Linked DNA regions of Homo sapiens: region 2 is linked to region 1. A link is a contact called in ENCODE Hi-C or POLR2A ChIA-PET data. All regions are on one chromosome and are shown on one strand. The core of a region is the stretch at or near the end of the contact, and the rest is flanking DNA. Distances in the headings are between cores, read along the strand shown. Region 1 holds the start of USF2 (upstream transcription factor 2, c-fos interacting). Region 2 holds the start of COQ8B (coenzyme Q8B).

Region 1 (5,359 bases), core at 1,440-3,939:
GAGACCTGGTGTTTCTGGAAAGGGCAGGATGCTCCGGCCTTAGGTAGCCAGAGGCAGAACTTCATGCAGTTTCTCCCTCAGATGTGCTCCCTGGGGGAACAGACCTACTTCTGGAGGCCAGGCAGGCATGGGAGTGCGGGATGTGAGCATGACAGCTGCCACGTGGAAAGGTCAGCCCACGTGAGCCCGGTCAGCCCCATTTTTCAAGTGGGGCAGGCAATCCGTATGGGAGTGTGAAGTCCACCATCTTAGATGTGGGCCATGAATTCAAGATCACCAGCCGGGTCAACAAATGGCCAGTTCCAATTCACACTCCCTGTCCCTCTACTTCTGACACTGTACTCTCCCCTCGTTGCTCACTTTCTACCTTTACAGCGTCCAGCAAAGCCCTCTGGAGCACTTGTGGCCTGCCCAGGAGTGGCTTCTCTCTCTGTCACTCCACACTCCAGGGCTGGCTGAGCCTGTGAGGGTGGTGGTCAGGGGGACCCGGAGCCACACCTTGTCCTCACCTTCGTTGTGCTGGGCTCTTCTCCTCTCATCTCGGGGTGTTCTGGTTCCATCAATTTTTCTACAAGAGGAGGAAAAAAAAAGGGGGCATGTATTATCGCAGAGCTGTTTGCCCAAGCATCTGCTAAGTATTAGATTTGAAAATTATCTTTGCAAGGTAAATCCATCTGCAAAAACAAAAGACATGATACTTTATGTGCACTAGAGCAGCAGAAACAGGCAAAGAAAAAAAACATTACACCATGTGCCCACTTCATGCTAACTGCCCAGCTTCTACTCCAGAAACCCCTCTTCCTTCCATTTCAACACCAGGCCCTCCAGGTGTCCCCTGCACATACGGAGAGTAAGGGTGTGTCCGGGGGGCGATCGTCCTCTGTGTTCCTGTCTGAAGCACATCCTGGGGCGTCATCATGACGTAGAACTGGCCTGCAGGGAGAGTGGGGGGTTAGTGGCAAGGCAGGGTGAAGTCAGAACTGGCTGGGGGGGCTTCCCTCCCTGCTGGGCCCGTTGCCTCCCCCACCTGCCAATCTGACTTCTACTCCTCACCTCCAGCCTGCAAGCTCTGGTCTGTGGTCTGTACGGACACAGCCGTAGTATCTCCCACACTGGACGCTGGGAAATAGGCAAATCGTGCCTCCCCGCTGACAGCCTCGGCCGCCGGACTGCCACCATTGCTGAAGGGATTTTGGATCACAGCCTGGGGAGTAGGAGGGCAGAGGCTACCCTTAGCTTTCTCTGTTCCTCCATCCCGTCCCCTCATTGCTGTGCTTGGGGTTTACTGCATTCTCTGCAATTAACAGGAGTGGGGACTCCTTCTGCGTGTAGCATTCTGTCCTGTGTTTCAAACAGCCCTGGAACATGGCGGGAGGTCAGCGATCACTTGCTGAGCAAATCCGTTTCGCACTCTAAGAAACTTTCCTCTTAAGACACATCATTCCCATTTTGCGGGAAAAAAAAATTCCAAGAGCACTGTCCCCAGGTTTCACGGTGCACAACAGGGATCTGGCCCCATGCAGCCTGAGGCCTGAAGGCAGCATCCGCTGGGCGACACCTGCCCCACCCCCGGGGCTCCCCAAGAGCAGAGCCAGTGTCCCCTCTCCACTCCCTCCCCCCCCCACCCAGGGGTGGCAGGGCACCTACCAGCGGGAAGGGCGCTGCAGGACCTGGGGGCACAGAGGCAGCGGCGGGGCCCGGGCGCTGGGCTGCCCCGTCCACACCCACCTGGGTCACAGCCTGCTGCCCCCCCGCGAAGGCAGCGGTGGACACGACGCTGACGGCGCCAGCTGTGTCGCCCTGGCCGTCCAGCTGACCATCAGTCACCTGGACTACGCGGTATGTCACCTGCAGGGGGCGGCAGAGCGGCGAGGCCGGCGCTGGGGCCAGGTCCGAGCCTTCCCGGCGCGCCCGCCCGCCCGCCCGTTCGCCCTCGCGGCCCGCCGCTCACCTGTCCTCCATTTGTCTCTGTGCGGAACTGGTACTGGATGTTGTGGTCGCCGAACGCCGCCTGCTGGACGCTGGTGATGGCCACCGCTGTCTGCTCCTCCGCTCCTGGGCCGTCCCCGCCTGGGGCCGAGGAGGGTCGGGGCACGGTCAGGGCCGCGCCGAGCGCCCCCAGCCCTCCCCGGGCGCGGCCGGCCCGGCAAGCACTCACCTTCCTGCAGCTCGACGCCCTCCTCCGCCTCGGGTCCCTTGTCGTGGCTGCCAGGGGCACAGGAGGGAGCAGGGTCAGCGCGGCCCGCGCCCGCGCCCCCGCCCCCGCGCCCAGCTGCAGGGCCCCAGTCCCACCCGGCCGCGCCTGAGGCCGGGGGCGCCGCCGAGGCCGGGGGCCGGGGGCGGGAGGCGCCAGGTCCCCCCCGCGCCGGCGGCCTCCATTTTGAGCCGGGCCCGCGGCCGCTCGGGATCATGGCGGCCCCGGCCTGCAGGCCGCGGGGCCGGGGCCGGGGCCGGGGCGCGGGGGCACGGCCGGGCCGGGGATCTTACCTGGCGGCGGCAGCAGCGGTGGCCGAGGCAGCGGGATCCAGACCCGGGTCCAGCATGTCCATGGGGGGGGCGGGGGCGGGGGGGGCGCGGGGCCCGGGGGGGAGGGGAGGGGAGGGGAGGGAGGGAGGGGAGGGGGCGGGCGGCCGGGGGGGCCCCGAGCCCGGCGCTCACGCCGCGCGGCAGGAGGGGACGGAGGAGATACGGGAGCCGCTCGCGCTGATCACGGGGACAAACAGTGGGGTCATGTGAGGAGGAGATGCCGCCGCCGCCGCCGCAGCCGCCGCCGCTCCTGCAGCCGCTGCAGCCGCCGCCGCCTCCGCCTCCGCCCGCCCGCCGGCTCCGGGCGGCCCGAGGCTCCGGGACGCCGCGCGGCCGCCCCCAGCCCACCCAGCTGCCCGCCCGCTGCACGCGGCCCTCAGGCCTCCTTCCCTGAGCAGCCGCCGCCGCCGCGACTTTTTTTTTTGAACACGGCCCGCCCTGGCTGGCCGCCGCCAGTGCCCTGGATCGCCGGCTCGCGCGGCCGCCGCCCGGCTTGGCCCAGTCCGGCGGCGGATCGCTGCTGCAGCCGCCGCCGCTTTCTATTTTTCCCCCTTTTTTTTTTCCTCCTTTACTTGAGCTGCGCGCGCGCGGCGGCGGCGGCGGCGGCGGCGCGAGCCCCGGGGCGGACGCGCGCTGGGGGGAGGCGGCCCGGGGCGCGCGCGCTGGTCTGTCTCCGGGGGCGGGCGGGCGCGCGCGAGCCCGGGGCTCCGCGGGGCGCGAGGTCGCCGCGCGCCGCCCTGGTGAAACGCGGGTCTGGATGGAACGTCGGGGTACCCGGTGCAGGGGCTGGGGTCGTCGGGGGCCAGGTGGGCTGCCCGAGTTTGGAGACAGTAAAGTAGGTCGGTGGGGGGCTGGGGGGGATGGGCTGGAAGGGGAGAGGAGCGCGCGCGCGTCCCGGACGGCCAGCCTGCGGTGCGCGAAGGCGGAGGGCCGGGGCGCATGCGCACGCCTGGGCGGGGCCGGGGCGCGCACGCAGGCGGGCGGCGGCTGCGCGGGGCACGTTCTCCGGCCGGCGGCGCGGGCGCGGGCCGGGCCAGGCTGGGTCTCTTCCTCCCGGCCCCGGACTCCGGTGCCCCCGGGACGCGGCGCTTTACAGACGCATACGGGAGCAGCCCCGGTCCCCCGCCCCGCGCGGCCGAACAAATGGTTCTCTCCAGAGCTTGTGATTATACGTTTTATTAGACTCGGGAGGGGTATGGCAGGGCTTCATCAGTGTTCCTTCAAATTAAAAAAAAAAATACAAAAGCTACGTAGAAAACGTCAGATCAGACGACTAAACTTTCCCGACTCAGGGCCAAGTTCTGCAAGGGAGAAAGAAAGAAGGGTATGAGCCGCGGGGACCGGCTGGGGGCCCAGGGACGGTCTGGACGCCAGGGAGGGCGGCCCTCACCTTCTTGAGCCTGCGCTCTCGGGACGCCTGCGAGTCGGTCTCCGAGTACGGGGGCGGCGCGGGCGGGTAGTAGGCCTCTTCCTCCTCCTCCTTGTGGGGTCTCCTCCTCTCCTCCGACCCCTTCTTCCTCACAGCCTCCTCCAGTAGCCGCCCATCATAGGGGAGGTCCCCGGACCTGGAGCCGTTGTCCCGAGGGTCCCGGGTACGGTGGTGGTGGGACCTGGGGTCGGCAGGAGGGCGCTCCCGAGACCTGAAGTCGTCGTAGTGGGGGTCCCGGGAGCGTGGGAAGTCCCTCGAGTCGTCTTGGTCATAGAGGTCGTCCCGGCTGCGGCTCCGCGGGGGCATGTAGGCCCGGCTTCTCCCACCATTACTCGTGGGAGACCTGCTCCCTGACTCGGCGGTGCTCGGCGGGGTGAGGTCGTCCAGGGCGTCCACGGAGCGGGCCCGGGGCCGCCTGGCCCGCCAGCCCCCGCCTGCCTGCTCCCTGGCGGGCTCCTGGTCCCATCCCCTGGGACTCCGGGGGGAGTGGCCACCCCACTCCTCATCCCGGATCGGGGTGAGGGCAGGGCCCCGGGAAGGCCGAGATCGCCAGTCGTCCTCGTGGAGGGAGGTGACTTCACTCATGGCTGCAGGGAAGGGGGGTGTCACTGACTGCTGGAGGAGCCCGGGGTCCAGGGTTTGCACCAAGAGTCCCTGCGGCAGGTATCAGGGAGACATGTTTCACCCCCCCACCTTAAAAGCCCTCAGACCCCAAGGCTCCTGCTTACCCCGCTCCACACGGCCACTGGGGGGGCCAGGTCGAGAAGGGTCGAAGTTGGCCAGCTCCTTCTCCATGTAGTACAGGACCCGCATGGAGTCGTCCTGCTGGCTGGCCTGAATCCTGTAGCCACTGCGGACTTCTAGGGACAGGGGGGTGGTGGTCGGTTTGGGAGGATGGATCCTGGCCCACCCCTCTCCCTTACAGGCACATCCAACTTCGGGACGATGGATTCTCACCAGAGGCCACACTGCTGTCCGTGTCCCGAAGCAGGGGTACATAGGAGCCTTGGCCACCAGCTGGGGGAGAGTGGCTGTCAGTGGCCGCGCACCAGGAGCAGAGCCCCTCCTCGGCTCCCAAGACACTCTTCCTTCCAGCCCCTGCCCCTCAGTGTCCAGATGCCCAGCACACTCCCACCAGCTGTTCCTGCTTCCCCCGGCCTCACCTGAGCTACTCCTGTCAACGTCTCCAGGGTATCCTCCAGGGTACCCGTTGTAGGCAGGGCCCATGGGAATCATAGCTGGTGGGGGTGGGGTCTTGGCGGGAGACAGGTGGGCATAGGTGCTGGGGGCATAAATGCTGGGAACACCTGAGGTGGCTGCTTTGCCGGCGGCATACACTGTGAGGACACAATCAACAGGAGAAGGGGGATGAGGCAGGAGCCAGGCTGCCCCATACCCATTGGG
Region 2 (5,359 bases), core at 2,282-4,781, 5.4 Mb before region 1:
CCTCTCTATGCCTCAGCTTCCCCATCTGTTGTTTTTGTTTTTTTTTTTTTGAGACCGAGTCTTGCTCTGTCACCCAGGCTGGAGTGCAGTGGTGCAATCTCGGCTCACTGCAACCTCCGCCTCCCACATTCAAGCGATTCTCCTGCCTCAGCCTCCCAAGTAGCTGGGATTACAGGTGCCCGCCATCACACGCCTGGCTAATTTTTGTATTTTAGTAGAGACAGGGTTTCATCATGTTGGCCAGGCTGGTCTTGAACTCCTGACCTTAGGTGATCCCCCTGCCTCGGCCTCCCAAAGTGCTGGGATTACAGGCTTGGGCCACTGAGCCTGGCCCCCATCTGTTGAATGGAGACAATCTCAGTGCTGTCATAAGGACTCAGAGTTAACACATACAAAGCCCTTAATTAAGATAGATGCTATTTTAAGATAAAAAATGACAGAAAAAAATTGACAAAAAAGACTAAAAAAAAAAAAGAAGAAAAAACTTAAAACAGTGTCTGGTGTACAGTAAGGATTAGAATTATTTGATCTGCATCTTGCAAGGTGATATCCTTGGACAAGTGACTTGAATTCTCTGTGCCTCAGTTTCCTCATCTGTAAAAGGGGATAATAATAGTATCTACCTCAGCCGGGTGCAGTGGCTCATGCTGGTAATTCCAGCACTTCGGGAGGCTGAGGCGGGTGGATCACTTGAGGTCAGGAGTCTTGAGGTCAGCCTGGCCAACATGATGAAACCCTGTCTCTACTCAAAATACAGAAATGAGCCAGGTGTGGTGGCGGGCACCTGGTGTCTCACCTACTCAGGAGGCTGAGGCAGGACAATCACTTGAACCCAGGAAGTGAAGGCTGCAGTGAGCCGAGATGGCACCACTGCACTCCAGCCTGGGCAACAGAGCGAGACTGTCTCAGAAAAAAAAAAAAAGTATCTACCTCATTAGGGTTGCTGCGAGGAGTGAGTGAGTTAATAAAAGCACAGCACTTAGCACAGGGCTAAACATGAGTGAGTGCTAATTGTTGTTGTTATTATTATTATTATTATTATTATTATTCACCCACTTCCAGCTCAGCTGTTCTGAGATGCCAAGGAAGTGAGAGGGCAGGCAGAGAGAAAAAAGCAATGGGGCCCAGGAGGGTCAGCCCCTGCACACAGGCACAGGCACGTCAAGGCAGGTCTGTCTCTCACAGCTAGGGCCACATGTGTGAACACGTCCCCAAGGAAGGCATGTGGGGTGAAGCGGGGCTCAGGGCAGACTCCAGCCAGGGGCCCCAGAGCAAAAAGAGGCCTCAGCAGGCAAGCTGGCAAGCTGATGGACTCCGGACTCGGCTCCCAGCCCCACGGCTCCCAGCCCCACGTGAGGCTCTCCAGTTTCACACCGGCCTCTGCTCTGTCCCGCCCTCCCTGAACCTGCCCGGCCGGTCCTCCTGATTCACCAGGGGAGAGCCACACCCAAGCTGGGGGTGACGGTGGACAAAGTAAACAAGAGTGTTCAGGGGGCTCCTTGGGGATGTAGGGGTCACAGGGGAGACCAGGTGGGCTCCCGGCTAGGCCAAGGATCCTTTGGCGTTTGGGGTCACACAGCCCTTTTGCGAATCTGATGCAAGCTGGGGGAATCGCTTTGCTCCCTAGAAAAATGTACATACAAATAGGCTAAGGGGTGGTGAAGGTTTGTGACCCTTTAAGACAGCCACAGGCCCCAGATTAAGAAATGTGGGGTAGAAAGTGCACCCTGCCTGTCTCCCTATCCCAGTGTTCTTCAGATTCCAGAGGATTAGACAGATGTCAGACCGTCGCTGCAACAATGTATGTGAACACGCACGGCAGGCTCCTTAGTCCTACAATTTCAGGGGTTCCTGGGCCCCATAAAGTCGGTCAGTGGCCCTCCATTGTAGACCCCCAGGAGTGGAGACAGTGCAGGAAGGGGAAAGGAGAGAATTAAGAAGGGGTGCCTGGAGTGAATTAGTAACCTGGCTGTCAGAGGGAGGAGGTCAGTGGATGGAAGAGGTTCCCGGAGATGAAATTGCTGGTGGGCAACTAACAGTAAATGGGTAGAGAACTTCCTAAGCAAAGGCGGAGGAATAAGGAGTTTTGCGTGATGTGGCTCAAGGGCAGGATGGGTCCCACTCACCCCAGACCTGTCCTCGGGATCGCTGGCACCTCCGCCCCCGGCCACCACGTCATCCTCAGACTCGTCGAAAGAAGAGGCAGAGGAGAAGCCGCCGCTGCCCCCCTCAACCCGGGAGGGGGGTCCCACTGGCTGGGCCTCAGGCTCAGGGGTCTCAGGGGTAATGATGAGGCGGGGCACAGGGCACAGGGGGCTACACTTCAGGTGAGAGTACAGGTGAGTCAGCAATTCTCCAGGCTCTGGTTCCTCTAATGGGCCATCCTCAGGCTCTCCCAAGAGGCAGTCTGTCCCAGGTGCTGTCTGGGAACCGTCAGTGCTAGGTTGTGTCCAGGAGCCATCAGTATCCTGTTGTATTTGGAAACCACCAGTGCCAGGCTGTTTCCTGGCTGCTTCAGTATCCTGTTTTTTCTGGGAGCCATCAGTATATGGCTCTGTCCAGGGACCTTCAATATCCTGTTGTGTCCTGGAGCCATCAGTATACAATTCTTTCCAGGAGCCATCAGCACTTGGCTCTTTTGAGGGACAGGCTCCTTCTGGGTGAGTCTGGAGGCTGGAACTGTTCTGGTGGGTCCAGAGGTTATCAGCCCAGGACTTGACCCTCTCTGGCTGAGTCTGTGACCCATGCGTTTCCAGCTCTGTCCAGGGCCCATGAACCCCTGGCTGTGTCCAGGGGCTGGCCTCCTCGGGCTGAAACTGGAGGTCGGACCTGTGCGGATCAGTCCAAAGGCCATCTGTCCCGGTCTCCGTCCAAAGACAAGTCGTCTCCAGCTCTGACCAGCTCCATTCTAGATGCGTCCGGAGGCTGGACCTGTCTGGCTCCGTCTTTTGCTTGGGCCTCTCGGTCTCTACTCCAAGGCCAGCTGCCGCGGGCTCAGTCTGTCCGTCTGTCCAGAATTCTGCCTGCGGACTCTCTGTCCCCGGCGCAGGCCCGAGGCCGGCCCTCTCAGGCTCGCTGTGGAGGCTGGACCCCTCTGTCCGGGCCCAGGGCCCGCCCCCCTCCGGCCGCCCCGCCGGGGCCCCTGCGCCGGGCCCAGGTCGCTGCTGTCCCGGCTGCCGCCGCCGCCCTCCTCGCGGCGCCTCCAGTCCCATGCGGGCCGCCGCGGGCAGCGCCCCGGCCTCCGCCTCGTTCAGGCTCCCACGGCACGGGCAGCGCCTCATGCCCGCTCCTTCGGTTCGGGCTTCGGCCGACCCGGCCCCTCCTATCCCTTTAAATCCCGCGAGGGGTGTGGCTGGGGAGCCCCGACTCCCGGGTTCCGGCCCGCGGAGCTCCAGCCCGCCCCGCCGCGCAAGGGTTAACCGATACTCCCCTCAAAGGGGAAAGCCCCGAAGCCCCGCCCCACCGGACGTGACGGAACGGAACGAGACGGAGCCTTGTCCGACTCCGCCTCCCAAGGGGAGGGGGTTTGCCTCTGAGCATCCGAAGCGCGGCCAGGTATGCATCTAGGGCACCGGGGTCCTGGTGGCGCGCCAGTGGGCCCCCTCCCTCCACCCCTGTGACTAAACCACCCTCCCTACACGGTTGAATGACAAGTTCAACCTTCCCTAAAACCCCCGGTGACGAGTCCAGCCGCGCGCCCATTCTTCACGCAGGGGCGGGACGGACTTTCAAAGACTTGGAGTTCCCACGGGTGTGGGTTCGAGACCTTCCTCTGCCAGTTCCCAGCTCCGCTACCCTGAGCAAATGACTTACGCTCCATTGGATTTTCCGTAAGAAATCTCTGTCATGTATAGAGTACTTGTTCTGTATCAGACCCTGACACGATTTCAGTTCATTCTCCAAGGCTGAACAATAGGGATGCCAGGGCTCCATTTTACACGTGAGAACAGAGGCTCAGAGATCTGCCGGCCTCTACCCTTTGCTTGCAGCTACGGGGCTATCTGACATGATCTCATGTATGTGAAGCATGTGGCCCCGGGCCTGGCACTGTCAGTTGTAGCCCAGTAGGATTATTTATTGTCCTAGGTGATTTTGATATATTTTGCCCCCAAGGCTGAGCTGCCACCCAGCTCCTGAGTCAGCCGTTCACCTCTGAAGGGGGAGAGGAGGTGGTTTGTCTTGAAATTGAGTCAACTGGGGGAGACATTGGGCACAGGTCCAAGGCTCTAAAATGAGTCACCTTTTCACAGACCAATGAGAGAAATCGAAGGCAGGAGCCCACCTAGTACCTCATACAGGTTGGGAAGGAGAAGTCCAGAGAGGGATGAGGGCTTTTCTGAGGTCACACAGTACGGGAATAGAGACAAAGAGGCCTGATTCCCGACAAGAGGGGTTGGGGCAGCGGGGTTCTGTGGGGGAAGCATCGGCATCCCTCCCTCTCCCAGTGGTGGGAAAGATGCCCCAACCAGATGCCTCTATTCCAGACTGTGAGAAGTGGGTGAGTCAGCCTGTTGTGGGGAGAGCAGGCTTTCCAACGCGCGCGCGCACACACACACACACACACACACACAGAGAAAGAAAGATAGGATGGGAGGTGGTTTTCTGGGATGCCAAGGTTCCTGACTCAGCACTGGGAATCTTGGCTGAGTGTGTTCTGGGAAATGTCAGGCCTACAGGAAGCAGAGGGCTCCCAGTCGCACCATTCCGCAGGTGGGCGGGGAGCGGAGAGAACAGGGTGTGTGAGGGAACAGAGACTCAGTGTGCAAGTGGGGGGGAGGGTATGTACACGAGAGAGTTGAAGGCGTGAGCGGGAAACAGTTGGCAAGCAAGGCAAGGGATTTATATGCACAAGGAAGGAGGTTGGGTGCCAGAATGTGGGTGTTTGTGCAAAGTGGAGGGGCTCCATGTGCAAGGGAAATGTTTGCTGGGAAGAATGTGTATTCAAAGGAATTGTGTTGAGCCTGCCAGGGGTAAAAATAAGAAGGGGGGTTGGCAAGATATTCGTGCAGAAGAGAGGCGTCAGGTTTGTAAGGGAGACTTTGCAAGAAAGTGTAGGGAACAGAAGGGTCTGTCGCGTACAAGGCACTTTGAGGTGAGTGGAAGGGCAGACAGGGCACGCTTGCGCTCCCGCGATGCCTCAGCAATCCCCCCAGATGGGCCCCCGATGCCCACCTTAATTCCAGGCTCCATCGCTAGGGCCTCTCTCTGGCCCCTTCCCCCGCGCACAGATGGAGAAACTCCGTGCCAGTCAGCGAGTTGCTGCCGCGCCATTGGTTGGCTGGCCGAAGGGGGCGGGCATACAGAGGCTCCCGGAAGCACAGGAGGGCCCCAGCAGGTTGCGGACTCGGAGGCTGAGAGC

What was found. Hi-C counts contacts between places; a loop is a spot of excess contacts on that map. ChIA-PET counts read pairs that join two places held with the same protein, here RNA polymerase II (POLR2A). Pooled maps may share reads with other maps.
Region 2: a loop to region 1 is called in a map of ovary, with 11 times the contacts of the local background. The contact joins the promoter of COQ8B here to the promoter of USF2 in region 1. A Hi-C loop is called at or near these places in 1 of 168 maps with a recorded cell type or tissue (ovary) and 1 of 50 pooled maps. POLR2A ChIA-PET finds 5 or more read pairs at or near these places in 1 of 52 experiments (Caco-2).

What each region holds. Positions count from the first base shown.
Region 1 is chr19:35,266,292-35,271,650 of GRCh38, reverse strand. USF2 (upstream transcription factor 2, c-fos interacting) reads right to left here and starts at 2,689. Exons shown (of 10, transcript NM_003367.4): 1 at 2,488-2,689; 2 at 2,159-2,205; 3 at 1,952-2,070; 4 at 1,648-1,848; 5 at 1,054-1,204; 6 at 846-933; 7 at 510-568. The coding sequence starts at 2,549. LSR (lipolysis stimulated lipoprotein receptor) reads right to left here. Exons shown (of 10, transcript NM_205834.4): 6 at 5,119-5,292; 7 at 4,913-4,972; 8 at 4,684-4,815; 9 at 3,917-4,542; 10 at 3,687-3,827. The coding sequence ends at 3,792. RefSeq lists an enhancer at 594-1,333 and silencers at 1,621-1,940, 2,081-2,270, 3,429-3,578, 3,679-3,748, 3,829-3,908.
Region 2 is chr19:40,715,058-40,720,416 of GRCh38, reverse strand. It overlaps COQ8B (coenzyme Q8B), which reads left to right and starts at 3,531. Exons shown (of 15, transcript NM_024876.4): 1 at 3,531-3,830. It overlaps ITPKC (inositol-trisphosphate 3-kinase C), which reads right to left and starts at 3,305. Exons shown (of 7, transcript NM_025194.3): 1 at 2,127-3,305. The coding sequence starts at 3,281. RefSeq lists enhancers at 780-1,481, 3,985-4,064 and silencers at 3,055-3,414, 4,735-4,784.